Regions from separate parts of the Mus musculus genome. Here all the other regions are linked to region 2. Evidence: chromatin loops called from intact Hi-C (ENCODE). Cell type or tissue: left cerebral cortex. All regions are shown on one strand. Each heading gives the region's core, and the rest is flanking DNA. Links, peaks and the distances in the headings are about the cores only. Region 1 has its middle 220 kb from the start of Ppfia2. Region 2 overlaps Ppfia2 (protein tyrosine phosphatase, receptor type, f polypeptide (PTPRF), interacting protein (liprin), alpha 2). Region 3 has its middle 210 kb from the start of Ppfia2. Region 4 has its middle 61 kb from the start of Ppfia2. Region 5 holds the start of Mettl25 (methyltransferase like 25). Region 6 holds the start of Ppfia2 (protein tyrosine phosphatase, receptor type, f polypeptide (PTPRF), interacting protein (liprin), alpha 2).

Region 1 (4,899 bases), core at 558-4,557, 330 kb before region 2:
AATATCTTAAATTCAATAGAAAAAAAAGTCAAATCAGACAGAATAACTAGGGAAGCTCATACAACAACAAATTTTAAACATATATTTGCTCTTATTTCTTCAGTTTTTAAAACAGTAAGATTACTTGAAGTTGTATTTGTGACAACTTATGACTTCACCATGTAGACTACAAGTAGCATATGTGATAAGAACAAACAGAAAAATACAGGGAAAAATGTAACTGTACAAAACAAGTTTACTATAATTTATAGGATTTAAATTTGCATGGGGCTGAGATAGATTCTAAGTTATGATGTGCATTAAACCCCTTAGAACAACCACCAATACAACTCAAATACATTTAAAGTATGGTACTATATATATATAATCTGTTTTATTTAAAGTAATTTAATAAAGAAACAAAATGCATGAGACAGGGGAGCCCAAATTCCAAATATCAGGTATAATTATACTGTGGCAGTAAAAGCATGATCTACAAAATGTTAAAAAGCTTTAGCTATATATTGGACAGAGATATAAACAGGTTTCAGGTAATGAGGAAGAGAAAGATATACCTGGAAACGGGGAACGAAGGAAAGCTGGGGTGAACATGGAGTGAACATGGAGTGAACATGGGCTAATTTGAAAATGATAATGATATTGACAAGCTTTTAATCATAATGAGTGTAAAAAAATGACGATTTAGATTACTGGAATAAGAAATGAAGGGGCATTGCTGTTGACTGTATGGAAGTTGAAGGGAATATGAAAACACTATTGCTGATAACACCTGCAATTAGATAAACTGAGTGAAGTACACTCTTAGAAAACCATATATGTGTGTGTGTGTGTGTGTGTGTGTCTTGTGTGTGTACATAAACATCAAATGCATGCCAAAACAATGAATGACAGAAGGAGGTCATGGATTTGATGGACAGCTGGGAAGCGATTAGGGGAGGGCTGGCAGGGAATAAAGGGAAGGAGATGATATTGTAATTAAAATAAATCTCAAAAATACAAATAAATAAAAAAGACATTCATTTCTGAATATAATTGGCAGCTACCTCGAATTCTGATATAAATGGAATGTTAATTATGCTTAAAAGGATAGAAGTTATCATATTAAAACCTTTCCAAAACACATATCAGTGTTAACACTGGTGAAATTTACCAAGCATCAACAGAAAAATTACTACAAACTTTTTTCAAAATAGATGGATTTAAATGTATTTTCTTCTATATCCTATAAGGTCAGCATTATCCTGGTATTAGAAGTAAATAAAACTTCACACACACACACACACACACACACACACACACACACACACACACATACACACACACACACTCACACACACACACACACACACACACACACACACACACAGCCTAATCTTCCCTCTGACTGTATTTGCAGAACTATTCGACAAAATATTATCACACCAAATACAAATATATATTAAAATGTTTACACACAAATGCCAACCAGGATTATTCAGTTAATGCCTGATTGTATTAACATCCCCAAATCTATTGTTTATATACACTACTCACAGAATAAAAGACAGAAAATATAATTATTTCATGATCATTTGATAATCTGTATTTTATGTTAAAAATCATTCACTGAATTAGAAATAAAAACAGGCATCCACAATTAGATAATGAACATCTACCTACCAAAAATAGTTAAGATTAATGACCAAAGGATGCATTCTTCAACCTGAGGTTAAGAAGGAGATATGAATGTCCAATCTCACTTTTTGTCTTAACATTTTAATGGGGTCTCCAGTCTACATTGAGCAAGAAAAAGATTGGAATGTATGAAAATTGGAACAAACTAAACAAATTGAATTCTATTTGTGGATTATATGACCCCGTGTCTAGAGAACACACACACACACACACACACACACACACACACACACACACACAAAGAGAGAGGCGGAGAGAGAGATAGAGACAGAGACATAGAAAGAGACAGAGAAAGACAGATACACACACAGACACACAAACACAAGTTTACTAACTTGGCAACACTTAAGACAATAAACCAAAAATTAATTAATTCTGTTACATTTCTAAGACAGTTCTGTTTATAATGTTAATAGCACTATAAAAATAAAATTTATAAGTATAAATTTAAATAGAGGGGTGTGAGATTTGTATTATGAATGCTAATACAATGGAAGAAGAGACTAAAAGGACTTCAAAACCAGGAAGATATTGCATGCTTCTGCACTGGAAGACTCAACACTGTTGGGATGGCAAGACTATAAAGTGATTTGAGGATTCAGTGTAAATTCCAGCGAAGTCTCTGGGGGAGTTTAGGAAGAAATTGGAAAGCTGAAGTTAAATCCGAAGCGGAACTGCAAAGGACCAAGAATAGCCAAACAATCTTGCCTACTAGTCTCTGATTTCAACCATAGCAGAAAAGCTACGGTAATCAAGATAAGGCGGTACTGGCATAATTACAAACATATGGTCAATTTATTTTTGAAAAGGGTGCCAAGAAAACTGACTGGTGAAAAATAGTCATTTCAACAAATGGTGCTGGGGAAACTGAATGACTGTATGCAAATGAATAAAGTTAGAACCTCACCTCACATCATACATACAAAACTAAAACCAAACAAACATAAATAGAAGACAAGACAACTCCCCCCCCCCATAAAAAGTCAGAATGGACCACAGTCCTATATACAAGAATAGTTTCTATAATTCTTGGAAGAAGACATGCAAAAACCCCTGTGACTGTTAGATAAATGACAGAGTCTCAGGAACACACTGAACCCAAAGAACAAAGGAAACAACAATATCAACATCAATAAAACCATACCTGGACCACAACACAAACCAAGCCAGAACACAAGTCTTTCAGAAAGACCATTCTGATTTCTATGATGTTCGCACACATGAATTTAGATGCACTTGTAACTGGTTAATTACCATGAAGTAAGTCTAACTTCTACTTAATAAAATTGTTTTTTTTGGGGTATGTGCTTCAAAAAAAAAATAAATGTTTGAGATTCAAAGGAAAATAAAATAGCTGAATGGCAAAGCATACTAGCAAATCATTTTTGGCAAGTGGCTTCTGCCTAGATATCTAAGCAAGCTTTGCCATTTGATAATAATATGCCAATAATGGTATTAAAATGAGAAAAGGATTGGTAGTCTATTTCTCTAAGATCATATGCACGTGGCCAATAAGTACATAGAAGACAACTGTTAGTTCAAACTCAGTTTGAAGCTTTAAGTCTGAGTCACTCTACACTGACTGGGATGACTGAGAAAGACAGCAGCAAGTTTGGCAGAAATATGGAGAAAATTGGTCCACACGCATTGCTGATGGGAACAGAAAATGGTGCAGGTGCTTTGTGAAACAGTTTGGTAGTACTTTTATGTCCGTGATTCTCAACCAATGCTTTGCCCACTTATAGCTTGGTGACCCCTAACCATAACATGATTTTCATTGCCGAGGGCCATGCAAGAGGAATGATAAAAGGCTTTAGAACTCATGGAATACAGCTCATGGTGAGCCTTGGTGTGGCATGACCCTGAGGACCACGTATTCTGAGGACTTCATGCTGTTATGGAGTTCTGCTCTGCTTGCTGCTCTCACATCCCGATTACTCTAAGAACTGTATGAAAACTTTAACAAGGCTTCCAGCCCCTCACTGGACAGTATCTCTGGCACTCAAAATAGTACTGCTTGACCTCTTTCAGTCATTGCTGCTGGAACAGATTTAATGATTCAATCACCACCCTAGGAAAGAACTTAAGAGACATAGATTGTCAGCCATGACTACCACACTTAGAAAACATTTGGAAAAATTAAATTGTTAGCGAAGCTAGGTTGAGATGTTCTCATTACTGGGTCAGATGTAGAAAATCTTAGGGATCAATTTGAAGTTCAGAGAGGTACACTCTTACCAGTTAAGCTAGGATCTTTATGGCCAGGGAATAAGAACAATGACAGCACTGTCTGATGTGACTCTTACTGAGGCTGACTGGTGATGACTGATTTCTTATATCCATTTTCCCCCCTCTGCTCTCTGACATGATTTGTTAAGTACTGCAGATGAGTAGATACATATTCTGAGAATTTAGAGTAAATGTGACTGATCTTTATATAAAACTTTAGATTTGTGATTCTTTTAAGATTCTTATAAGAGTACCTTTATAGATAAATAATAAAATAATTATTTCTTTCTTTGTAACCGCAGTTTGCTGCCCAACAGAGAAACTGGCTGAGCAAACTCCCTAGCTTGCTTACATGTTCTTAGTCTGTAACAAGTTGCTTAGTAATGTGCAAGGGTTTTTGGAAATAATTTGTTCCTTTACTTGTACCACCCAATGTTATTTCTTGGAAAGGTATTGGAAAACATTGCTTTTTCATAGCCACTCACTAGAAAAACTAAAAAGTAATCACGTTGTAATTTTATATTGCTTGAAAGATTTTCTATGATTATAAGCTATGGAAGAAAGAATAAACTATGAGGGTCGGAGCATTCGCCAACTATGTGTATGTGTAAAATTTGTGTGAGTGCAGGGCTGGAACACTGGTCCTTCCATCCATCAACTATGTGTATGTATGTATGTATGTTAGGGTTTTGTTTGAGTGTGTTGGAACATTCATTCATCAGCTATTTTTATGTACATGTGTAAGGTTTGTATCACAGGGTTTGACACACGGTTCCTTCCACTCATTAACTATGTGCATGTATGTATATATGTAAAGTTTTTCTGGGTGTATTTTAGAGCTTGTTCCATCTACCAGTTATGTGTATTTACGTATGTAATATGCATGTATATATGTATGTATAGAATGCTGTATGTGTGGAACTTTCTGAAGCTTTGCTCTAACCATTCTATGTGTGAATATGCATCTGTGTGTTATAAATGTGAATGTATGTACGT
Region 2 (4,899 bases), core at 392-4,391:
ATTATTATTATTATTATTATCATTATTTCTATGATGAATGTGTTTAGAATTTTTATAGGAATTATAATAAGCCTATGTTGGTGATTATTGGTAATATATGGTATTAACAGTATTAATTCGAGCATTTCATGAATATAGGTGTTTTTTTTAATCTTTAATTTTTTTTCAGTCCAGTCATTATCATTATACTGTTTGTGTTCTGCCCTTTGTTCATCCCTACGGTGGTGCATGAAGTGGGGCATGAAGTGGAGGGATGGGGTTATCATCCTGCAATCAAAAACTCTGACCCAAAATTCTTCCTGTCTAAAAGAACTATAGGGACAAAAATGGAGAAGAGACTGAAGAAAAGGAGGTCCAGTGACAGACCCAAATTGAGATCCAGCTCAAGGGGAGGCTCTAAAGCCTAACACTAGTACTGATCCTATGGTGTGCTTATAGGTGTTATAGGCTATTACAGTTTCAAAGACAAGAACAGACACGATGAATTTCCTTTTACAAGGGAAATGCTGATCCCAAAACAATATCGCATCCTTGGAGGAAGTGACCTTGGTGCCATGGTCAAGGACTGGAAGTAAGCAAGGGCGCTGGTTCCCACCACCTTTCCCTCTTACTCTCCTGTGTGGTCCATGAAGATCACGGAGAATGACACGTGATTATCTGAAACGTAATTAAGCAGTAATCCCACCTGGCTGTTCTACCAGATGTGTCTTCTGTAGTTGAGAACTTTACCAGATGTGTCTTCTGTAGTTGAGAACTTTAATGTATCTCTGAGTCCCTTATATGAAGCTGATAAACTAGCAAGTGCCTTTATAGCCGTACCTGTCTTTAGGGACTGTCAGAAACAACTTACCTTCAGCTTATAAGACCAAACGCACTGCTTTACCTCTGACCTCAAGGGACTATTAACTCTCTAGCCCTGTGTAAAAATTTTACAATTTCCAACTTGGTGACCTCGAAATATCACGATGATCCATTATATTGATGTTTTTCTGATTGGACCAAGTGGGGAGGTAGTAGGAATCCCTTTGGACTTGTTAATGCATACGGACATCAACAGGTGAGAAATAAGTTCAACAAAAATTAAGGGTATTTCTACCCCAGTTAACTTCCAACATTGCAGTGGTATAGAGCACTCAGAGATGGTCCTTCCAGCAGCAGTTCTCAACCTGTGGGTCTCAGCCAAGGGGAAACACACATTTCCAATGGCTTTAGGGACTGAGACATGGATGGCTCAGTAGCAAAATTACAGTTAGGAAGTAACAATGGAAATAAGTTTACGGCTGGGCGTTGCTAAAAGCACCAGAAATATATGTTTTTTCAGATGGTCACAACCCACAGGTTGAGAACCAGTGTGGACATTGCTATAGCTGCGTTCTTCTGCCACTGGGGGATGGGGGGGGGGGGTAAGAGGCTTACTGACTGTATTAGGAGCTTGGAGATACCATATTTCCAAATTTGAGCATAATACTCTAGCTCATATACCAAGAGACCAGGAAAGCTGCTAGTTTTAAATGGAACCTGGGGTATTGGACACAGGAGGGTGCTTTAATCCAGAGTGTTGAACAGGTTGTTCTGTCTCTTGGGCCATGTGATCTGGCAGACTCTATCTGCCCTGTGAAAAAAAATCTTCCAGACTGAATCTTTTCCATTTTTTTTTCCTTTGTGCGTTAGAGTCCTCTACTTTCTAATTGTTAAAGGAAAAAAAAAAAGGTCCCCTCCCCCCCTTTTTTATATAACCGGGATCATGTTAGAATAATAGCAATGTGCCCTCAACACTTTTTTTTTTAAATGCTTGAAGGGACAGAGAAGTTATTAAATTTATTTTTATCACTTTACCTCTGGTTTGTTGCCAAGCAAGCAGTTGGGCCTGTGCTGGGGATGAGATAAGCATTAAAAATTCTAAACCATTGGCTGAGTCCCAGCAGGGTCCGGTGTGACACACTAAGAAGCTGGGGCGTTTGAATCTGAGGACCTAAAGATGATTGTCCTCTGCCCCTGCATCAGAAATAAGGTCTCTGAGATAGTGGTAGTGGGAAAGCAGTTGTCATATCCTCCCTTCTTCCCTCCCTCTCTTCCTCTCTTCTTTCCTCTATTCCTCCCTTGCACTTCTACCTATATTCCTTGGTGGTTTCACCACTAGCAGAATTCCAGCTAATGAAATGACTTAAACATATGACTTCTTTGTTGGTTTAGTTTAATGTGTAAGGATTTAGATATGTGCAGCCCTGTTACATCCTAGTGTTTAATTTCTGTGTATTTTTGGAGGAGCTTCTGGGTTATAAACTTATCTCCTACCATGACCTCTCCATATTTCTTGCTGAGGCCTGAGCCCACATTACTGGATTCAGATTTTAACATTTAAACATGGATTGTTATCAAGACTTCCTCAGGTATTAATACCTTTAGACAATGAACAGCCAATCAATTTTTTTTTTTAAAATAAATGCATTTCACTTCCTTCCTGAGAACTTTTAGAATTCTGAGGCCAGTATCTTATCAGGGAGCACTATGCAAACACAAAGCAAAACCGGTTCCCACTGGCGTTTCTAAAGAAATAGTGCCACTGTGTGGACATATGTGCACATTACATGAAGAGGAAATAGAAATGCTGGCGGTGTGGTGTAACAATTTGCTTAGAATATTTCTAATGTATACCATATTAATTTATTGATATGAAAAGAAGACATTATCTGTTTTCCTAAAAATGATGACGATAATATGAATGAATTCAAATTTTAATGCTTTACGAGTCAATAAAAATTGTTTGCAAAATTGCCATTGCAAACAACTTGTTCTGTGTAAACATTTGCTACCTTGAATTTAGTACAATAAAATAACAAATAGGGCTATAAGGATCCGTTAAGTGACATAAAGCTCAAAAACATTGCATTAAAAATATGGAATGAAAATATTCGAATATGAGTGGAGGTTTTTAATGTGTTCCTGACGTGCTATGAGGTAAAGTCACAATAGCATCACTTCTTTAGAATTGGCTGATTTTTTTTAATACCAACTATTAGATGCTAGAATATGACTAAACTTCATTGATAGATGCAGCAAAAAGAGATAAATGTGTCACCCTAGCAAAAGTATGTATGACACAATGAACTATTGTTTAAATAAAGAACTTATTATTTACTTTGATATTTCTGTAATGGATTTTCGAAACATCAGATATTCCATTCAATGAATTTGATTGAAAAAAATATGAAAATGTCACTTTTTCCATTTCATTTAAAATCATTTCCTTTCTGTTAGGGTGCAAAGCTTGGAACAAGTTGCATTGAGATTTTTCTTCAACAGAGGCCCAACCCCAAATACTAGTTCTATCTCCATCTATGGAAAGTGTACAACATTGCCCTCTGACAGTCAGCTCCGTGACTATGCTTTACATCCTGAGCTACCTCACTTTAAGTGTCTTGTGTATTTCTAGACTGGAGCTATAGAGTGACAAAATTCTCCCTGCCTTTCTTAATAGCAAGTGTTTTGTTAGGGGTTTTCTAAACTCATTCTACGAGAGTTAATTTGTGCCATACTTCTTCTTCATTGAGCATTGATTCTTCTTCAGTTTCCTTTGTTTAAGATGGAAGATGAAATCTACCCTCCACTCTACCACCATGAGTAGGAGAGATTTAAGATAAGGAGAAAAGACTGAAATACTCATAAGCCATGTGGGCTACATGGTGATGGCACGAGCCAGACACACAGAGGAGGTCAGGTGACAGAGAAAGACAAAGACAGAGAAAAAAGGAGAGGGGCAGAAGGGGAAGGGGAGGAGGAGAGGGAGGGAGGAAGGAAGGGAGGGAGGGAGAGGAAGATTCTAATTTTGGTACAATGCCTTCCAGCATATAATCCAAAATTCTCAGCAAGAATTTTATTTTGTACTTGGTGCAATGAAAACAAGCACGAAGCCATGATCCAACAGATATGGATATCTGTACCCTCTAGGTTCTAAGGGTTGGCAAGCATCTCAAACAGACCGCATACCACTGTGCAATAAGTACCTGCCCCAGGAGGAGGTTGGATGATGCAGATATCTGAGTCTACCATGTTAGGGAGCGGGAGGATTGGCAGAAGTGTAAAGTGCCAAAGGTTTATGGTGGACATCATCCAACCCCATTCAAATGGCAGCAGAGCAATGTGACTGAGTAAGTTGATGTGTAGTCATCTGAAATGAGTTTACCAAAGCCAAGGATCAGTGATTATAATTGATATAGCTCACTCTTGTTCTTTCCTATGAAAGGACAAGGAGCAATGAGAAGCTGCATTGCTTATTCAAAGTGAGAGAAGAAAATGAATAAAAGCAAAATTCAAAATTTTGAAATTTTGAACCCCACTCTGAACCCCATGACTTCACATTGCTCTGCTGCCATCTGTGTTCCAGTCATCTCCAGCGCTCTCCCTGTCTCTACCTCTCTCTCAAGTGCTGGAATTGCAGGCAACAGATACCAAGCCTGACTTCTTACGTGGGTGCTGGGAATTTGAACTCAGGTCCTCCAGCCATCTGGCACTGCTTCCTGCCCATCAAACCTTTCTCAGCTGCTAAGGAATGACAACCCACACAAGATGTGTCAGCTCAGAAGAACCATCACAAGATGTGTCATCTCAGAAGAACCATCACCGAGTAGGAAGCTCCCTAGAGCCAGTGGCTGATGTCAGTCTCAGGAACAAATGCAGCTAAACTCAGCTAAGCACAGTCCACACAGCATAACTGCCCTATACATCCCCTAATAAACTGTAATTGAATAGAATCATACCTTAAACACGTGTATTTTTTTGAGCCACAAAGTATTGGGTGCCGTCTTAGGCTTTAAAATACAGCTTAATGACTTGCGAACACTGTTCTAGTTAGATTGACCTACTTTTTCTTGCACTTCTTTGTTTGCATAATGTATTTCT
Region 3 (4,899 bases), core at 319-4,318, 330 kb before region 2:
ACTGTTCAACATCCTGTCCCCATGTTTCCATGAGGATGTCCCCACAACCCATCCCCCACCTTACCTGACCTCTAAACTCCCTGGGTCCTCCAGTCTCTTGAGGGTTAGGTGCACCATCTCTGACTGAACCCAGACCCAGCAGTCCTTTGCTGTTTATGGGTTGGGGGCCTCATATCAGCTGGTGTATGCTGCCTGGTTAGTATTCCAGTATCTGAGAGATCTCGAGGGTCCAGGTTAATTGAGACTGCTGGTTCTCCTACAGGGTCACCTTCCTCCTCAGCTTCTTCCAGCTTTCTCCTAATTCAACAACAGGGATCAGCAGCTTCTGTTCATTGGTTGCATGCAAATATATGCATTTGAATCTTTCAGCTGCTCGTTGGGTCTTTCAGAGGGCAGTCTTTTAAGGGATCCAAACATTCTAAACTTTAGTTATGATGATAGATATACAAACCCTTAAGTATATTGAAAAAGTTGTCAAGTGCGCATGTAAAATGGGTGAGTTTTATGGTAAGTAAATTCTATCTCAATAAATCTATTTTTATTATCTTGGAGATTATAATTTGATAACAATATTTCTTTTTTTCTTTTTTTATTATTACTAATCATTCCATCCGTTTACATCTCAAATGATATCCACTTCCCATTTACTCCCTCCACCAGCTCTCCATCCCATGATATCCCACTTCCTGGTTACCCCTTTGCCACCTTCTTGTCCAACATCTGCCCTCCCCTCTCCCTTTTGCCTGTATATGAGTGCTCCACCACTCACACACACTTTCAAACCCCACTTCTCTAGCCTCCCCCTACTCTGGATCATCAAAACTCCTGGGACTAAGTGCCTCCCCTCTCATTGCTGTCAGACAATGCCATCCTCTGCTACATATGTATCTGGAGCCATGGATCCCTCTATGTACATTCCTTGGTTGGTGGTCTAGACTCTGGGAGAACTGGGTGGTCAGGCCAGCCTATTTTGTTCTTCCAATGGAGTTGCAATCCCCTTCAGCTTCTCCAGGCTTTCTGCCAGCACCCCTACCAGGTTCTCTGACTTCAGTCTGATGGTTGGCTCCAAGCATTCACATCTGCATTGGACAGTTGCTGGCTGGATCTCCCCAGAAACTGCTACACTTGGTTCCTGTCAGCAAGCCTCTTGACCATGGCAACAGTGTTGAGTTTGGTATCTGCAGAAATGATGCATCCTCAGGTGGGGTTGTTTCCTGGTTGGCCTTTCCTTCAGTCTCTGTTCCATTTTTGTCCCTGTTCTTCCTTTGGACAGGAACATTTCTGGGTTAAAACCTTTGAGATTGGTGGGTGGCCCCATCCCTTGACCAGAGGGCATGCTTAGGTGGTCTCCAAAAAATAACATTCTGAGTGAGGTAACTCAGACAGAAAAGAACATGCATGGTATATACTCACTAATAAGTGAATACTAACGCAAAAGCTCACAATGCCTATGATACAACCTACAGTCCATATGGAGAAGGAAGACCAGGGGTGGATGCTTCAGTCCTACATTGAGGGGGGAATAGGACATTTGTGAGAGATGGAAGAATAGGGGGAGAAGGGAGGGAGAAAGGAGGAGGAGGAGGTGGAAGAGGAGGAGGAGGAAATAAGGGTGGCTGGTATCAGAATCTGGAGGCGATGTGAGAGGTACAGAGGGTCAGGAAATCAAATAAAAATAGGTAGCAAGGGGGATAAGGAACTAGGGATTGCCACTGGAGGGTCCCAGATATCAGAGATTGACTTTAGCCATAATACGCAGAGAAGGGAGAGCTAGAACCTGTGGAGACCACTCCAGTAATTACAATATTTCTATCTCAATAAATATTGTGATAAAAAGAGAAAAGGATAGGAAATGTTATATAAGACCTTAGGTGTCCAAATCAGAGGAAGGCAAGCTATCTGAGAAACATACAGAAGAAATGGGTCAATCTTAGGTCAGTGGGGCACCAAATTATAGAGAAAAGGCAATGTAATTGTGCATTAGAAGTATGCCAGGGGTATTGTCCAATTGAAACAAATGAAATAACAAGGAGAAAAAGTTTCCTGTGCCATATCTTTAAAAATTCTTTAAGGTTAACCTTACTAAATGACGGATCTGAAGCACAACAGTCAAATGCTGCTACACAGGAAGGTGTGAAATCACAGCGCCAAAAGTTAAATGGAATTAGAGCAGATTAAATCAAATTTAGAATCTACGTAGAGAGGGGAGTAAGACACCATATGGTGAATAGAGCTGTTACCAGTTTAAAATTCTAAGCTTCACAAGAAGGCAGCAGTAGCTCAGCTGTCGGTCTGAGACACCAGCACAAGCAGCTGCTTTTCTTTCTAAACCATATATATATATGGTTTAGAAATATATATATATATATATATATATATATATATATATATATATATGCTTCTCATTGAGAAATTTCTCCCAATGTGATTCACTTCTGCATATTTAAATATACACCATCACTGGGGGCATGTCACATCATCACATCACTGTGGCTCCCATAAATGGAATCACCCTTCTTACCATATGGTCTTTGGCGTGAATTTTTGATTCTAGTTAGACATGAGGCTATCCCGGATAATGATGACTCTCAACAGGTGAGTGAATAATCAGGCAGATGTATCCATGTGTAGGAATGTTACTTAGCAATAAAGACAAATGTGTTTTTAAACTGCAAGTGACGTGGAGGAATTTGCAATAAATTGAACTACCCCCCAATGAAGCTAATCTTAGAAGGCTGCATGTTGTCTAAATCTAGCTAGGGAAATCTTCTGAATAAAATATGAAACAGAAGAAAAGTCAAGAATGGCCAAGACTTCATGTGAGGAGATGGATGAATAGCCATAGCACAGGTCAGTAAGGCATTCTATGTGACACAGTAATGACGAATGCATTTGTCCAAACTCCATCGAATGTGTAACACCAGGAGTGAATGAACGCCAACATAACTATAGATATCAATGAATATCTGTACCAATGTTCTGTCAAAGAAACACATAAATGTAAGTTATTAACAACCAAGAGAGCTATCAGAGGAGGTGAATATTAAGAAAGCACATGGGGACTCCTTATCCCATTCACTTGTATAACCTTAAAACTGCTCCGAAAACGTAGTATATTTAAAAACTTCTGAGGAATTAAAAAATCCTTTCTCTCAGAGCTAGAAAGAGCTAAATAAGTGCTTTCCATGACATACTCCTGGTGACTTCTTTAGTGTAGAAGTATGATTTTCCTGACATGTTTACCTGAGCAATTCCAAACTTTAATTTCTTTCAATCAGATATCTCAGACCAACAGGTAAGAATGCAACAGGTATATATTACAACTCTTTCTTCCCTAGCAAATGCCTGCATTGAAGAATGCCATTATTGGCTGCACAAAGAAGCCCAGCAGGTCAATTCCCGAAGTCCCTATGACAGTGCAGTGCATAAGTGAATTAAGAATACCTCGGATAAAACTTGGCCTCTGAAAGAAAGAGGTTGTTGGTGGTGCAAGTAAAGTTGACATATTTGGAGTGAGATATTTCCAGCTTGCATTTCTCCAATATAGGATTAATCATTAATTAAAGCTGACTGTTGATGTCATCCAGGCTTCCCAACATATCTTTCAATTGATTCCAAAATAAGAACCTAGTTTATTAGTTCTGTATATTTGGCGACAGATAAATCATTTCTAAAGCAGAAAAATCACAAGTAATGGTTCTTGGAAACAGAGGTGGTTTCATACGTATCAACGAGTTCATAATCTATCCCTCTCCTCCCTCTTCCCTCCCCTCCCCCTCTCCCCTCCCTACCCCTCCCCCATCCCCTTGCCTCATCACTTTAGTTTCTTCTCAAGAAACGTAAAGGGCATATTCTGCCTCACTGGCTTTTTCTTCTTAAAGTCCAGTGTTCAGATTTCTGAGTGAGCACTACATCTTTAGCTTTCTATGGCAGGTACTCTAATACACTCAAAACGCCCCATCACCCCAAGAACCAACACCAACATTGAGCTTAGTCCCTTGATCTCAAAAAATAAATTTCTAGGAGACATGTGAAAGTATTATCTGGTCAAGAAATATCTATGTCTTTTCCCATCAGCTTTGTTTGTAGAAAGTCATGCATCACATAGCAGACTTCCCACACCGTCATCAGCTGGCATTTGAATATTTCTGAGACAGGTTTTGTCCAAAAAGACCTCTGTAATATATACATTGATTTACCAGATGTCTGCTTTCATTGTTGTTTGTTGTAATGACTATTACAGGTATTCTGTGTAATCTTCAAAAAGTCTTTGAAATCTTTTAATCTATTTTTTAATATTTTTATTAATTCTTTGATAACTTCATATAGTGTATCTTAATAATATTAACTCCCTTCCATCAACTGCTGCTAGAACCTTCTCTACCTGTCTGCCAAACCAAAGTTTATGTTTTCTCTATGCATCTCCATTGTCTGGTCTATGTCTATGTCTATGTCTATGTCTATGTCTATGTCTATGTCTATGTCTATGTCTATGTCTATGTCTATGTCTATGTCTACATCTAAACCTACATCGATGTCTACATCGCTCTATTTATCTTTATGTATTTCTCAATCCCTTCCAGTCCAGAGTGTGCTGGAGAACTTCTTTTGGGTACTGAACATGCATTGGAGTGTGGTCAGTATATCAGGTGTCATACTATTAAAAAACAAAAACAAAACAAAAACTGGCTTGCTTTCTTTTTGTATTATTCACATGTCAGTGGTCTCTCAACCAATGCAGAGAGTTCATGCTCATTTCTTATTTTCCATCCTGAGATTTTTTTTTCCTCTGTATTGAACTAGTATGGTTGAGTAGTATCTCCTTATCTGGTTCATGGTTATTGTCAGAAAGTAATACCTGGGTTTCATACATCAGGGTTAGTAAACCTTGTTTCATCC
Region 4 (4,899 bases), core at 513-4,512, 180 kb before region 2:
CTCAAGGTGTGAATGCTCTTAGGAACATTTCTGCCTTAATATGGCATCCTAACAAGAGCTCAGAACAATTGTGTTACCTGAGCATCTTGGACTTGGTCAGTCACCCCTTCTCTGACACCTGTTGCAGCAACATAAGGCTCTCAGACACCCTAACCCTATACTTTAAAGAAGATGTAAAGGTGAATAATTACTGGTTTGCTTTCTGACTTAAGATCAGTAGGAGATAAAAGATTTGCAGATAGTTATGTCTAAGTCAGCCACCAGAGTTTACACTCACATGATTCCTTCGGTGTGAACTCAATGCTTCCATTAGAATAAATGCTTTGATTTTGCTTCATTTTGTTTTGGTATACTATATTAAAGACACACTGCACAATATTTATATACCATGAGACACTAAATAAAATGATTAATTCTGAATATATAATGACAGTTTTTTTTTGCAAAACTATGGGATCAGATAATATTTCAAAATATAGAGTAAAAGTATTATATGCATTACTAACTTTTTTTCTCAGAAAATAAAAATCTATTTTAAGTTAAAATTCTGCTGCTTGACACTTCTTTAAAAAATATTTTGTCAGTACATCCAAAGGAACGGAGACAGAGGAGATGACACAAGTTCAGCAGCTTTTCATCTACCAGAATAGCTCTGTTAGAGGTAAAGAAATCAAGTAAGAGACCCGCCAAATTGCCGAGACAGAGTAAAGAGACATGAGGTAGAAAGAAATGAGGGTGTGATGTCAAAAGATGGAATTGTGTTTATTAGCATACAGAGTGAGGGACAGCCTCTGGAACTGTGTTTATTAGCACACACAGTGAGGGACAACCTCTATCTTGTAGTAAATTGAAGTGCCTGCCAAGGTAAAAAGCCACTTTTGTCCTTTAATATGGGTGCAGTGAGAGGCTTGAGAAAGGGAAAATCATAGCCCTGGGGACTACATGTGGTTCTACTTCAACTTCAGACAGGATAATATGCATAAGATCCCATGTTCTGGTCACAGACGAGGATAATAGTGCTACTTTGACTGAAAATGTGGTCTGCTGATGGTTCTTGCTCCGTGAGTCTACTTTGATATAGACAGTCTACAGTAACACAGGAATTATTATACCTCAGTGATGTGCTTGACTTGGGGTGTGCCACAACTTGATGGCATTAATGACCACAAGTGTGATGCACAAGAGAAGAGCTTTACTATCCATTGTAAGTGTTCCTGGTTCTGGGAAAGAATACACAGTGGCAGATCATAGCCTGGTAACTACTGGTGTGGGATGTGGGCCTACCCCGGGCCCAGGGACAGATTTATAGGAATAATCAATACACATTCGAGGTACTTTCTTTATTCTTTCTGAAAAATATAGCAAGTGTTTGGGGATTGAACTTGTACTTCATGAGCATCTATAATTGAAACAGTAACAAAACCCTAGCTTCAGACTCCCCAAAACCTGGACCTGGAGACCATCCAGTGCTGACTGGAATACATAAAAATATAATAATTTTTCATAAATGCAGATATAAAACAATCTCACTATGAAGACTATAATATGCAAATATCTTCAAATTTCCAGACAAATTATAAGTCAACTAGTGCCAGGAACTCATTCTAGAAATACCTGTATTGCATCTACATTGTTCATAGTTATAGATACCAAGAATGTGTAACTAAGCAGCAGGGGTAGCATGCTTGCCCTATTTTAAATACAATCAGCTCAGAAAGGATGGGATTTTCCTTCAAAGATTAGCTTGAGACACAATGGCTAAGAAAAGTTCCTGGTCAGGATAAAGAATATGGCATGGATCATCAGTCTTAATGCTCAGAAGGCCCATGGACTAGGGATTCTTAGAAAGGAGCTATTTTGATCATTGGGTTGATTGTTAATTGGTATTCTGGATATCAAAAATAGGTTCATATTAATAAAAAATAGAGACAATTCACAACTATGAGAAATTGAACATTTGAACTGTCATTGGAGAATTTAATGATTGTCAAAAACATCCACTGACTGAAATGTTTTGGAGCTCATCTCTGTCTTTACACAAAGAAATCTAAGATCTAATGAATCTGGTATCCTTTCATCTTACACGTGGCCTCTAGTAGGGTGATAGCTAATTGCCAGGAGATGACTATGTATAAAGAATGGCATTGCTTTGTCTATTCTTTGTTCAAAATGTGTTTGGAGACCTGGAAGAGACAGGGTCCTACTATTTGGATGTACAGTGTAATTTCTGTGAATTATTTTATGTCTACTAATGACCACATATTTAGTAGTGCCAGGCATGTAACAACATTGGCCTGAAAGAATTCTCAATTCTGATCTAACAGCGAAACTGTGAAGATGGAGAGAGGCCGTGGGAGAGAAGTGTGCTATCTGAAGCATTTTGACAGATGCTGTAATCAGCACATACAAAAATAAAACCTAAAAAAACGGAAAGTTGTGCATAACTAAATCAGGCAAGATTATTACTGAACTTTCTTCTACTCTGTGGAATTTACCTTCTTGGAAAACAAATAGACAGCACATAAATAAATATCACTATACACAAATTTGCATTGTTGCCTACTCAGGAAATACCCCTGAAGAGGTCATGATTGATTTGAATAAAATATAGTTATATAATATAACATAGTAAGTTATAGCAAACAACAAAAAAGTAGATGCTCTAAAGGTTTCTGTCTAGTATCAGGATTTGAGAGAGCTTTCTTTTTAAACCATGCATAAACCAATTTGAGAAAACTAAGAGACTGCTAGCCTTGAAAAATGACTATGTCAAGAAAGGAAACAATAGCCATGGCTTTCACAGAATTACATCATCTTCTATAACTCAGGAGAGACAGTGGTCACTTTAAATGACCTTGCAGATTAACTATGTAAAATGTTTATAAATGTAAACAGTATATAAAAGACCTATTGTAAAGCAAAATAACTTACTAATTATTACTTTTGTCATTCATAGGTACATAGTTCAATCATTTTAGTATATTTGTCAGGTTGTGTGACTGTCTCTGCTATGGTCTCCCTTGAAAGAAGCCACCTAACCATTACCACTCTCTCACCATATCCCTCTCCAACCTGTTTTTTTTCTTTTCTAGCCCCAAGAAAACATTGATATTTACTAGAAATGGATGCTACACTATGAACCTTTGTGGTTCATTGTTCATTTAGCATGAAACTTTGAAGGATCACATTTTTGTAACATTCAACAGTACTTCATTTCGTTTCATCACACACATATTTTGCTGTATGGATAAACCATGCACTATTTACTTATTCATCGGGTAGTTGATCTTCAGCTAATTTGACATTTGCCTACTATCAATCAGATGATGCTATGGACACTTGTGTACATATTTTGGTATGGAGATAGGCTTGTTTGTTTACGGTAAATATCTAGGAATAAAATCACCGAGTCGCGTGATATCTAGGTGTTTCACCTTTTGATGAACAGCAGGACTGGTTTCCAGAGCGACTGAGAAGCACTCTTTGTTCTGAAAGTAACACATGAGGTTTATGATTTGAGCTGTAGTTCTTCTCCAGCCAAAGTTCATATCCCCCAATGAAGCAATTTAGCTGTGAGATGTTTGAGAATTTAATCCATGAAGGCTTTGATTTTGTGGATAGATTAGTTAGCTCAGTGGGTTTGGATGAATTTCTTTTTCTGACTTTGTTTCCCTGTTGCAATAAAAGAAATAGCTTTGAATTATCATATACAATGGATATAATGCTCTGTGTTGGTCTAAAATCATGGGCATGATAACTATGACATTATACTTCAGAAACCATGAGCCAAAACATAACTTTTCTTCTTTCAAGTTGTTCATCTCAGATACTTTATCACAGCAACACAAAACTGACCAATAAAGAGAAAATTAAGTTTTCTAGAAGATAAATATTTAAGGTTAAATTTTAACTGTAAATGGGTGATTTTGAGGATAGAAGGTTGGCTTGTATTCCCTGAACTTGTATTTAATAAAATCTGTTCCTACTTCATTATGAATCCTTGCGATAAACCCAGCAATGAATCTCCCATTGTATCTACAAATGCTGTATGCTCATTATCTTCCATCTGCCTAACTTACAATTTCATGGTTTACTATTGCTGCAAGTCATCACATTTCTGAAATGTGCTAGATGCGATAATTGTTTTCAATGATTACCCAGGCCTCATCCCTGTGACTTTAGAATGTAGCACTGTAGACTTTCAGATATGATTAAATTAAGAATCTTGTGAGGAAAAGACTGTCCTAGATTATTCTGATGAGCCCTGCATACAAATCAGCGACAGAAACAAGCAGGGTGGATTCTGAAGCAAGAAGTTGCCCTGCTGGCTTTGAAAGTGGAGAAAGGGACATTGGACAAAGAATAATTCTCTACAGGATGATGGGAGAATTGTGAGAACAATGGAGAGTTCCTTAGCAACTGAAAGACAACCACCTTCGTGTTGCTAAGGTTCAACGAATTTCATTCTTCGACCTCAAGTACTGTAAGAGGATAAAAAGTTGCAGATTTAAGTCACTAAATTTGTGGCTATTATTACAACCAAAGAAACCACTATATGCAAATTTGTACATCAACAGAATTCTTCAGGGAATAGTTATTTTTATTTATTTATTTTGTCTGATGTGTATTGTGTTTTATATGATTGTCTGCATCACATATATGTTTGTATACACATCACGTGTGTGCCTGCTGCCCAAGGAGGTCAGAAGAGGTATTAGATTCCCTGGCATAGAAATTAAAGATAATTGTCACCTGTCATGTGGGTGCTGGGATCCGAACCCAGGTCCTCTAAAAACTCAGATGTTTATGTTTTAAAGCAGGGTTTTACATAGACCAGAGTAATCTGGAACGCATTGTACTGTCCAAGATGACTTTCATCTTCTGATCCTTCTGCCCAGC
Region 5 (4,899 bases), core at 512-4,511, 740 kb before region 2:
AAAGTCGGAAGGAGGCTAATTAGGAAGAAGAAAGCAAGGAGTTAAGCAGGAGAGGGAGGGAACAAAGCAAGGTAATGATGGGTGAATATGATAAAAGCATGCTATATACATGCACAAAATTTTCAAAATAATAAAAATGCCCTTTATATGCTAAGAAGGATTTAAAATGTTGACAGCTGATTTGAGACACACAAACAACTAGATTTGAGAAAACAAAAGCTGCATCTCATATATGTATCACATTATACACACACACATATATCTATACACATATACATCACATTCTCATGTATATACATCACACCAAGTACACGTACATATATATCACATCACATACATATACATCACATACATATACATATACAACATATCACATATACATGCATATACATCACATACATGTTCATACACATCACATCACATACATGTGCATATCACCTAACGTATCCTCTGGTCAATGCTTAACACATAGGATTTTCTTGTATTCATCTAGAAAGACTATAAAAAATTAATTCTTAAACTGCTGTAAATGAGAGAAATGAGAACAAAATCCCAGTTAGAAGGAATGCTTAAATTTGCATCGTTTTGTACAATTGCTGAGGTCTGTGATCTCCCCTGGGATGTAGAATTTGCTTAACCTCTTCCACTGCTGGATTTCCTCACAAGTTTAGAAAGAGCTTGTGGTAGATTGAACAGGAAAGGCGTCACAGATCATGTCTTCCAATGCTTGCCTACAGGGAGTGGCATTACTAGACTTGACTCTGTTGAAGTAGTTGGGACTTGGTTGCTGGAGGTTGTGTCACTCGTGGGTGGACTCTGAGTCTCAGCAGCTCACCCGAGGCCTAACGGCAGAGTCTCGTCACGCAGCCTGAGGATCAAGACGTAGGCCCTCAGTGCTGGAGAGATGGCTCAGCGGTTAAGAGCTCTTCCACAAGTTCTGAGTTCAACTCCCAGTCCCCACATGGTGACTCACAAGCATCTATAATGGGGTCCAAGCCCTCTTCTGGTGTGTCTGAAGACAGCTACAGTGTAATCAGGAAAAGAAAAAAAAAATCTTAAAGAAAAAAGAAAAGATGTAAGGCCCTTATTTAGCTCCTTCTCCAGCCATGTCTGCCTGCATCGCACCATGCTGTCTCTTCACAGAACTAGATGACAAAATCCGAAGGACTGCTTCCAATAAGTCAGCTCAAAAAACAGCTGGGAATTCATAAAACTCAAAAAGTTATCACGTCCAGAGTCTAGTCTCTGAATTGGTACTCAGACTTTTGCACACACACACACACACACACACAGAGGAAACAGGAAAAAAAAACTTTTAGCAAAAGCAAACTGCAGAACATACAATAGGCACCAATGAATCAAGCTATTAGTATATATAAGGTAATAGCCCATCAGGAAGAGACAAAGTTAAACAAAGGTTTGCTCTGCACTTAAAAGTTTTGTTTTCTTGTATTTTCTTCGTTTTTTTTTTCTTTTTGAAAGCCAACAAGAGTCACTTTTTTTCAACAAATATTTTATAGAGTACTTAATGTATGCCAAATAGTTTCCCACACGTTGGAATCCTGGTTAAGGCAAATACGGTTCCTGCTTTCTACAAGTTTATGTACCAGGTTATCAACGCAGAATACTATGGGAGCAAACTGAAAGGGTGTCTAACTTTCCAACAACCAGGAACTATTGCCCAAGAACCAATGTGTCTTAAGTTCTACCATTATAACCCCCCCCCCTCCATGGCCCCTACCTCCGCCCCCGGGGCACTTTGCATTTACAGGCTGCTTCAGTGATTAAGTAAGTTCACTAATGCTGACAACATCTGGAACACCTGGAAGCAAAGCACAAGCAATTCCAGTAGCTGCTACTGTTCCTGTTCCTCTATTTCCAGAATAGAATCTAAGTTGGTAGAATCTAAGTTTCTTGCGGGTATCAAACTCCAGAGCCTAGAAAACACCAGGGTGCATAACTGATATTGAAAATACAGTTTTCTTCTTCTTCTTCTTCTTTTTTTCCCCGAGACTGGGTTTCTCTGTGTAGACCAGGCAGGCCTCGAACTCAGAAATCTGCCTGCCTCCGCTTCCGCCTCCCAAGTGCTGGGAATTAAAGGTGTGTTTTCAAATTAACTAGCGAGCACTCAAAGCTTTCACTATCACCATCCTAATCCACGATACCTTGTGCCGAGTAGGAACTGGCTCTTATTGGTCCCCCAAGTCCACTTCTACTTTGTATTGATCATCACACAGCCTTTAGATGTTTTCAAAACTAAATTGTTGAATCAATAAATGAAGGAACGCCTCTTCCCCGGGTTGACTACTTTAAGTTGTGGAACTTGACCAACACCCAGATTAGAACCCAGAGGGGACCCCGCCCGTCTCCATCCATCCTCGCTATTCAGCTCCCTCCAATTCATCTCCTAGGTAACAGCATCCTTCAAGTCCCTGCCACTTCCGCCGAGTTCCACCAGGGGGCGCGCTGACAGCCCCCGCCCCGCCCGCCCCGCCCGCCCCGCCAGTCACCTGATCCCGTCTCTGCCTCGCGCGGCTCGGCCTCCACCGCCGACTCCCTCAGCGCCGCCAGCACGCTCTCAGGGGGCAGGTCGACCAGCTCCTGCCAGACCGACTTGGTGTAGAAGTCCACCGTGTGCGCGCTGGAAATGGCCAGGGCGCCCCTGAGGAAGCTCAGCAAGCCCTGTAACTTGTCGTGCAGCGTGGGCAGGTCCGGGGTCCTGGGCAGAGGGCAGGCCGCCGCCATGACGCTCATCCTCCGGGGCTGCAGGTGGCGCCAACATGGCCGCGCGACCCCTCTCTTCCCCGCCGGAAGCGGCTCAGGCTGAGGCAGTCGAGCTCCGAGCACGCGCCGGGTTGGGCGATTGATTGCTTCCGCCTCGTGACGTGTTAGGTCGGCGTCCACTGGCGTTCCAGGAACTCCCACCGTGGAAAAAGATGGCGCCTTCGCGGCCGTCTTCCAAGTGGCGGACCGGAGGGTTTGCGGCGCGTGGGGAAGGGATCTCTCAGGTCAGATTCGGAAACCAGAATGGGAAGCGCAGGACTTGGCGGCCGAACCCCCAGCAAGCCTTCCGGGGGAGCGTGCGCAAGGGTAAGGAGGGACAGCCGTGGAGGAGCGCTCGGGCCCGCCGAAGTCGAGGGAGTAGGATGGGATCCGGCTTGAGATCGGGGAAGCCGTTCCTAAGCTCGCCAAGTCCGAGAGCTTCTCAGTCCTTTGACTGAGAACCGGACGGTGCGGTCAGCTTCAGTGATTTAACGCAGATCTCAGGTCTAAGCGAAGACACGGGGCGTCTAGAGGTGCGCTTGGCTAAGAAGCACCCAGACATACTTGCATCTCTACTACAGCAAGTATGTAATATAGATACAATATTACATTAAAATACTCTGCCCCAAAGCTTTGATAACCAAAAGACACCACAGTAGCCCTCCAGTCTCATACTGCTGCCTTCCTTAGATTCGATTCGATGTCTTGTCTTTGAAGGCCTCTCGTTGCATGTCAGATGCTTAAGTGGTTTTTGTTCGATCTAAGAATAATCGACAGGTGTTCAGAAAGTTGTACAGTACCTCCCCCTTTTGTTTTGTGTTGTGTTTTGGAAAATAAGTGATTAGTAAGATCCTCCAAGGGAAAAATACTAGACTACTCTACTTTATTTATTAAGTGTTTACTGAAGACCCAAGTGAGATTGTATGTGGATTAAATAAAATGTAATTTGTGGATATGAGTCTAAATTCAAGGTGAGCAGTAAAGTTTAGTTTACTGTACTTAGAGTTTTTAATGTGATGTCTGACAACTCGCTGTTACCCTTATATTTAGGTAAAGGGCCACCTTGCTCTTCAGTGTACCATTAAATGGTTGCCTAACCTTATCTTTAAAGCAAAGCCAAGTAATTCTCTCATTTGAATATAAAGTAAAAGAAAAAAATATTTAGTTTTCATTTTCTGTTAAAGTAATTGTAACTGAAATCCTTCAATGTTAGGACAAGGTTTTGCATTTCGGAGAAAACTGAAGATCCAGCAAAATTACAAGAAATTGCTGTGGAAGGTGAAGGAGGCACCAGCGTCACAGGAGTCCCAGTTCACAGATCGTTACCCAGAGCACCTGAAACACCTCTATCTGGCCGAAGAGGAAAGACTCAGAAAACAGCAAAGAAAGGCTGGCCTGGCTTTGTCAGAAGAACAGGTTGACCGGCCTTTGCCTGAAGAGGAGGGCAGCACTGAGCAGACTTCCTCTGAAGAACCGCCAGGTGGTCACCAGCCACAGCCAGAAGAGCTGAACACAGGAAGGTAAGCACCTCCGTCTTCAGAAATTCCTCACTTTAAATGTAAAGAATGTTTTACTGACGACACAGGGAAAAATTTGTAAGAATCAGGATTTTTCTTAGCACTTTTTTCAAGTCATGTAATGGTATTTCATGGAGTCTCCCCACTTAGTGTTAAATGACTGAAAGAGGCTAGTTGAGCAGAGATGTCGAAAATAGGAAATGAGAATTAAGAGATCTGAGTTTTGAATTGCAGCCTCTCAAGAACATGTAATATAATTGGACCGTAATTAAGCGCAGTATTAATGTGTGCATCTTAATTTGGGGGTGGGGGACTATGTTTGATGTTGTAGATCTGGAAGCCCAACATTTAGGAACCTGAGTCCAGACAATTCCCAGTCCCAGGCCAGCATGGGCAACATAACCAGATACTAGAAAAACAATGCAGATGTGTAGCCATTGCCACTTTGGCTTATAAAGCCAGACTTTCCATAGTGGTATACCAGTGTCCACTATGATAGAAAGGATAGTATAAAATGATTTGAGAGCCACGGTGGACACCATCTTTTATAGCCTCATCCTGGATCATCTTCTCAGTCAATGATGTCCCTAAAGCATTACATTTCATGACATTTTATCAT
Region 6 (4,899 bases), core at 347-4,346, 120 kb before region 2:
TCCTTTAGGGCATTTCTTGTTGTTATGTATTGTGTTTAAAGTCAATCGAGAACTAAAAAAATCCAATCCAGGAAGGACACAACAGATCTGAATTCTTCATGAACGAAGGTAAGAGTCACTCCTTTCAGTTCTCAAGAACTACTGAGGCGCTTTCTAAGGGTGGGAGAAAATAGAATGTGTAATAGAAGACGGTATTTATAGCCACTAGTAGAGGGTACATGACCATATGCAGAAGTGCACATTGCAATAATGTGCTTCCATCACAGTTTGAAATACTATATACATTGCATATATATATATACATACATATATATATATATATATATATATATATATATACATAAACACACACACACACATACACACACACACACACACACACACACACACACACACACACACAGCAGATATAATGTACTAAAAGGCCAATCATTCCACCGCGGACATTGCCCATTGCCACCTGTGATAAAATATATAACTCATTTGAGGTTTCTAAGTGGGACAGATGTGTCATGCTAGGTAGAATTATGCTGGCTATTTTTTTCATTTGGAAATTATGTATGACATAAAGAGGTGGAATTTTGTTTGTCAAGTTCACAAGTTGACATCTTGATATTCAACTTTACCATATTTGGAATTAACTATAACCCAAGCTGCTGAATATACCTCTGTGGGATATTCTTGATTGGGTCATTCGAGGAGACACATTAAACCAGGGTCATACCTTCTGATAGCAGCCCACATAAAAGGACCAGGAAACACAAAGCTGTTGATACTTTCCCTGCTTGCTCTCTCTTTCATGGACAGTTTCATCTATCCTGTGGTTGAGAAATTCCTTTCCTGGTACCAGAACTTATATCTTTGGCATCGCATACAGCCTGGTGCACTCAAAGAATACAGGATTCTTAGCCTTTCCATTGAGAGACAGGCATTGTAAAACCAGCCAGACCACAATCTATAATCCATTTATGTATTTTCATTATATTGGGTCTGTTCTTTAGAGATTCTGGCTAATACTATTATTTCATTTGATACTCAGGACATGTATAATTGAAAAATCACCCACTATAGTATACATAAAAGTAGTTTTGTGCTATACTCCTTTTAAACAATAAATATAGAAAGTAATATTTGTAATAAAATGTACAAAAGAAGCATTATATATCTATGACCATGATCCTATATGTATCTACGAACTAAATTCATATTTTCATCTTATGCACTAATACTACTAAATGTAGACAATTATATGGAGATAGTTTTAGTTCACCATACTGTTTAATTTACCATCTATTAAAATCAGTGGAAGCCAGTGATGGCCTTAACATTAAAACTGTTCATATATAATAAAAAGTACAAAAAGACTTTTCACTTCATGAATGGATATTTAGTAGCTCCTTTATTTTTTTACATTTCTGTGAATATTTAGGCAGTGGTTATCAATGTGGGATGCTGAGATAGCTGGACTAGTATCATTTTGGAACTTCTCAGGAATTATAAGGTTGAGACAGACAGCACCTTTGACCTGAAGGATGCATGGCTATGGGGGTTGAGACCAAGCAAGGTTCATTATAAGAAGCTGCCTTGGATATATATATATATATTGTATGCTGAATTGGATGGACAATAAGCTATAGGAACATTCACAATGGTGTTTCTTGTGTTCTTGCTAATGGGATAATCTAGTGCTTTTGCAAACTTCTTATACGAACCTTTCTCCATTTTGATAGGGAATGACTGTTCCTAGCGGCCAATGTTAGCGTGAGACAAAATAATTAGCCTCTGGACCTGGAACATTCCAATCAGTCCATTAGTCTCAACAGACACAGCTTCTTTGAGGGGGGAGATTTTGTTCACACCAATGCAGTGTATTGTATAGACATTGTTAAGAGTGTGGCCTCTCAGGATCCACCCGAGGCTTAGAGTCCCAGCATCTACAAAGAACTAGGACACTCAAGTGAGCATGTTTGAGAAATAGTACTTTATGTAGCATATAACAATAATACTATTCATCTACTAATGTTTAATATTTTTACACTCAATTCTTACATTGTGATGCGAAACTTGAATAACAGTCCAGGAGAGAAAGGGATATAAATCATATGGCTCATCTTAAACTTTACTGTAGAGTCATCAACTAGTTAAGTTCTTCCCCCAAAAGAACTTCATCTAGTGATCATACTTCAGTGAGTCAGGATGTGCACATCATTTCTCAGTGAAATCTGGATTCTGCTCTTTGGGGCTTCTAATACTGCTTACTCTGGACCCTTGCTGTAACTTCTATTCAATGTCTACTTGATGCTTAATTCTCTTTGTGTTCCTTTAGTGCATCAGTATCTTCCTCTCTCAAACATTTCCTTAATGTATTGGTTTTTATCTACTGGTGTCTCCTTATTCTTGATCTATATGAATGGACACACACACACACACACACACACACACACACACACACACGGTCGGGGAGAGGGAAAAGAGGGAGGAAAGAGACAGAGGGAGGGAGAGAGTCACAGAGAGAGACAGAGATGCTTGAGGGAGGAGGAGAAATGGGGGAGGGGAAAGTTTCTGGGGACTAGAACATGTTCTTGGGGCTGCCAGACTATTGAAAGCTGAAATTCAGTCATGCAGACAGGGAACACTTAACATGAGATCCTCAGCGCTAAGGCAATGAATGGAGGCGACCTGAAGAGGTAAGGCAAAGTGACAGACCCAGCCACACCCTAGACTGATTCAGGTTCCGGTGAGCTTGACTACCTTGCCTCTGATTCAAGAGAAGAAAGCGGCAGAGAGCCACAGCAAACACAGAAGGCCACAGAGCAGGAAGGTTCCCAGTTCTCAAAAGCACATGCCAACACAAGCTTTCCTGTAAAGATGATTGTGTGGGAAAAGCGCAGGCAGGGCAAAGAGAACCCATTTATACTTTAGATCACCCGTGGTCCTCGCCCTCATCAGGAGCATTGAGACCAGAGTGATCCTCAGCAGCCCCGGAGAAGCTTTTGGGGAGAAGAGTGGAATGTATCCACGAGCGCGTGTGCGTGAGGAGGAGAGAAAAGACGTGATGACTTCAGAATTTATTTAAGGGCCGCCGGTGGAAACCACTGCGGCAGCTTCCAGGGGAAGCCCTTGTTCCAGAGGAAGAGGAGGTGGAGATTGCCAAGGAGGAGGAGGGGAGGAGACACAGAAGGAGGAGTATCCTAGGCTTGCACTAGGCAAGTGAGAAGATGCTGTAGCATCCTCACTCAGTTCCCAGCAGGTTGGTTCTGTCGGCCAACTGATGCAAGCAGATGAATTGCAGAGGGACTGGAAGGAAAAAAAAATTGTTGCAGCGGGCGGAGGCAGCGCGCGATGATGGGGCGGGGGTGTCTTCGGAGGTGGGTGGTGTGCATGTGTGTGTGTGTGTGTGTGTGTGTGTGTGTGTGTGTGTGTGTGTGTGTTTCTGCTTACCTTCCCAGAAAAGAAGCACCTCCTTTAAGTGAAAGGATACACCCTAGAATAGAAGTAGGCTGGGCACCCAGAGAAGACCTGTCCTGCTTCTAGCATCCCCAGGGGACTCACTTCCTTTTAACCATCAAACTCCCAACATTTACCATAAACTTCACAGGGGCTCCGGGTGGGGTATTGGGTGGAGAATGTCCCTTCCATATAGGTACTTCCCACACTTCACCCCAAAGTTCCTGTTTGGAGGGACACGTCTTCACCCTCTCTGGGTGGCCCGGGATGCCAAGGGGAGAAGTTATGCTACGTTAAGTTTCTGAAAGTCAGATCCAGTCCCGGATTACCATCTCTCCGCCCCGGGGCTCCTGCTGCACGCGAAAGTGGCGGCGGCGGCGGCGGCTGCCGCTGCTTGGGCGGCAAAGGGACCGCGGCTGCTTTAAGAACCGCCTCCCCCTCTCTTCCCTTTGACAATGGTCTGAACCGAGCCCTGCTTCCCAAAGCAAAATTTGTAATATGCCATTTTTCCGATGGACCTTTCTCCTTTTGGCTGCTGACGGAGCCACGGGAAGATGCCGAACTGCTGCCACGTTAGGAAGCCAGGGCACGTTCCAAGAGAACGCTGGGGCTCGCGAGTGTCTAAGCTGTCTTTCTCCTCCCGTTGCTAAGGAAATGGTCCAGGACTGCTGGGTGTGAGCCTCACCTCTCCTCCAGCCGAGACTGCGGTTGTCATTGACAATTGAAGAAACAGGACCTGAAATAAGAGACATTAGGTACAGAAACTGTATTCGAGTTGCATGGTTTCTCTTCCGCTTCGGGTTTTTTCCCCCCTTGACCACCTCCCCAGCCCCACCCCGCCCCCAGGGAAGAGGAGAGGCAAAGTCCTCCTTGTGGGTATTAGTTACCTTTGCTTTCCACCCATCTTCTCCATCCCCGATTTTTCTAGCTCCTGCCTAGCTCGTTCTCTCCTGGGGCTGATGAACAATTTTAGTGTGGAAATTATGAAGTCAACTTCTTTCGGGGTGGTGGGGGTGTGGCTGAGCAGTAACTGTCCAGCAGTGTGGGGTACGCTTGCTGTTTGACCATCCGAGCAGGCACAGAGGTAAAGAAAGTGAAAATGCTTCCATTAGACATGGTAGGAATATTTCCCGAGGACAGGGGATTTCAAAGAGTTAAAGAGGAGGAGAAATATTCGTGTAATGTAATCAGACAATGGCTAGGCTTTCTCTTACTGAATTACTCCTTTAACGGAGACAGAGCTGGGAGGGTTCCGAAGACTAAGTAAGCCTTTGCCGAAGAAGAAACTTGTTACAGAGAACGACTGCTTCTTTGCCTGTGGTAGTGTATAATTTCTAGAAATATAATTAAATGAAGTTATCGACTTACAGAAATAAAAGTCTTTTGGAATGTTCTTGTCTGAATAGGTATAGCTCCTAAGAACACATATTACCAAGGATCACACTGGATCTC

What was found. A loop is a pair of places that touch in the nucleus more often than their neighbours do. Peaks named below come from ENCODE experiments on the same cell type or tissue, not always from the same donor. Only the 100,000 strongest peaks of a DNase experiment are listed, where the experiment ranks them.
Region 1: it touches region 2 in a loop (3-fold over the local background); 3 of 42 quality-filtered maps call a loop at or near these places.
Region 3: a loop joins it to region 2, with 4 times the contacts of the local background. A loop is called at or near these places in 3 of 42 quality-filtered maps.
Region 4: a loop joins it to region 2, with 3 times the contacts of the local background. A loop is called at or near these places in 2 of 42 quality-filtered maps.
Region 5: a loop joins it to region 2, with 5 times the contacts of the local background. A loop is called at or near these places in 3 of 42 quality-filtered maps.
Region 6: a loop joins it to region 2, with 6 times the contacts of the local background. A loop is called at or near these places in 7 of 42 quality-filtered maps.

The regions. Positions count from the first base shown.
Region 1 is chr10:106,251,959-106,256,857 of GRCm38, forward strand. No RefSeq gene overlaps it. Among named protein-coding and RNA genes, the nearest start is that of Ppfia2, 220 kb to the right of the region's middle. In left cerebral cortex, for the core only: no CTCF peak of the experiment used is centred there; DNase peaks (open chromatin) are centred at 2,392 and 3,329.
Region 2 is chr10:106,583,362-106,588,260 of GRCm38, forward strand. All of the region lies in intron 3 of Ppfia2 (protein tyrosine phosphatase, receptor type, f polypeptide (PTPRF), interacting protein (liprin), alpha 2), which reads left to right. All of the region lies in intron 3 of 4930532I03Rik (RIKEN cDNA 4930532I03 gene), which reads right to left. Among named protein-coding and RNA genes, the nearest start is that of 4930532I03Rik, 17 kb to the right of the region's middle. In left cerebral cortex, for the core only: CTCF peaks have their summits at 1,328, 1,531 and 2,579; a DNase peak (open chromatin) is centred at 2,548.
Region 3 is chr10:106,257,780-106,262,678 of GRCm38, forward strand. No RefSeq gene overlaps it. Among named protein-coding and RNA genes, the nearest start is that of Ppfia2, 210 kb to the right of the region's middle. In left cerebral cortex, for the core only: no CTCF peak of the experiment used is centred there; DNase peaks (open chromatin) are centred at 2,193 and 2,548.
Region 4 is chr10:106,406,556-106,411,454 of GRCm38, forward strand. No RefSeq gene overlaps it. Among named protein-coding and RNA genes, the nearest start is that of Ppfia2, 61 kb to the right of the region's middle. In left cerebral cortex, for the core only: no CTCF peak of the experiment used is centred there; a DNase peak (open chromatin) is centred at 2,357.
Region 5 is chr10:105,838,566-105,843,464 of GRCm38, forward strand. It overlaps Mettl25 (methyltransferase like 25), which reads right to left and starts at 2,815. Exons shown (of 12, transcript NM_207522.2): 1 at 2,511-2,815. The coding sequence starts at 2,754. Ccdc59 (coiled-coil domain containing 59) reads left to right here and starts at 2,914. Exons shown (of 4, transcript NM_025602.3): 1 at 2,914-3,090; 2 at 3,977-4,283. The coding sequence starts at 2,937. In left cerebral cortex, for the core only: CTCF peaks have their summits at 2,440 (motif pointing right) and 2,644; a DNase peak (open chromatin) is centred at 2,833; H3K4me3 peaks cover 2,073 bases; H3K27ac peaks cover 1,288 bases.
Region 6 is chr10:106,466,390-106,471,288 of GRCm38, forward strand. Ppfia2 (protein tyrosine phosphatase, receptor type, f polypeptide (PTPRF), interacting protein (liprin), alpha 2) reads left to right here and starts at 3,921. Exons shown (of 32, transcript NM_001205341.1): 1 at 3,921-4,202. In left cerebral cortex, for the core only: no CTCF peak of the experiment used is centred there; DNase peaks (open chromatin) are centred at 2,246, 3,124 and 3,855; H3K4me3 peaks cover 1,835 bases; H3K27ac peaks cover 1,689 bases.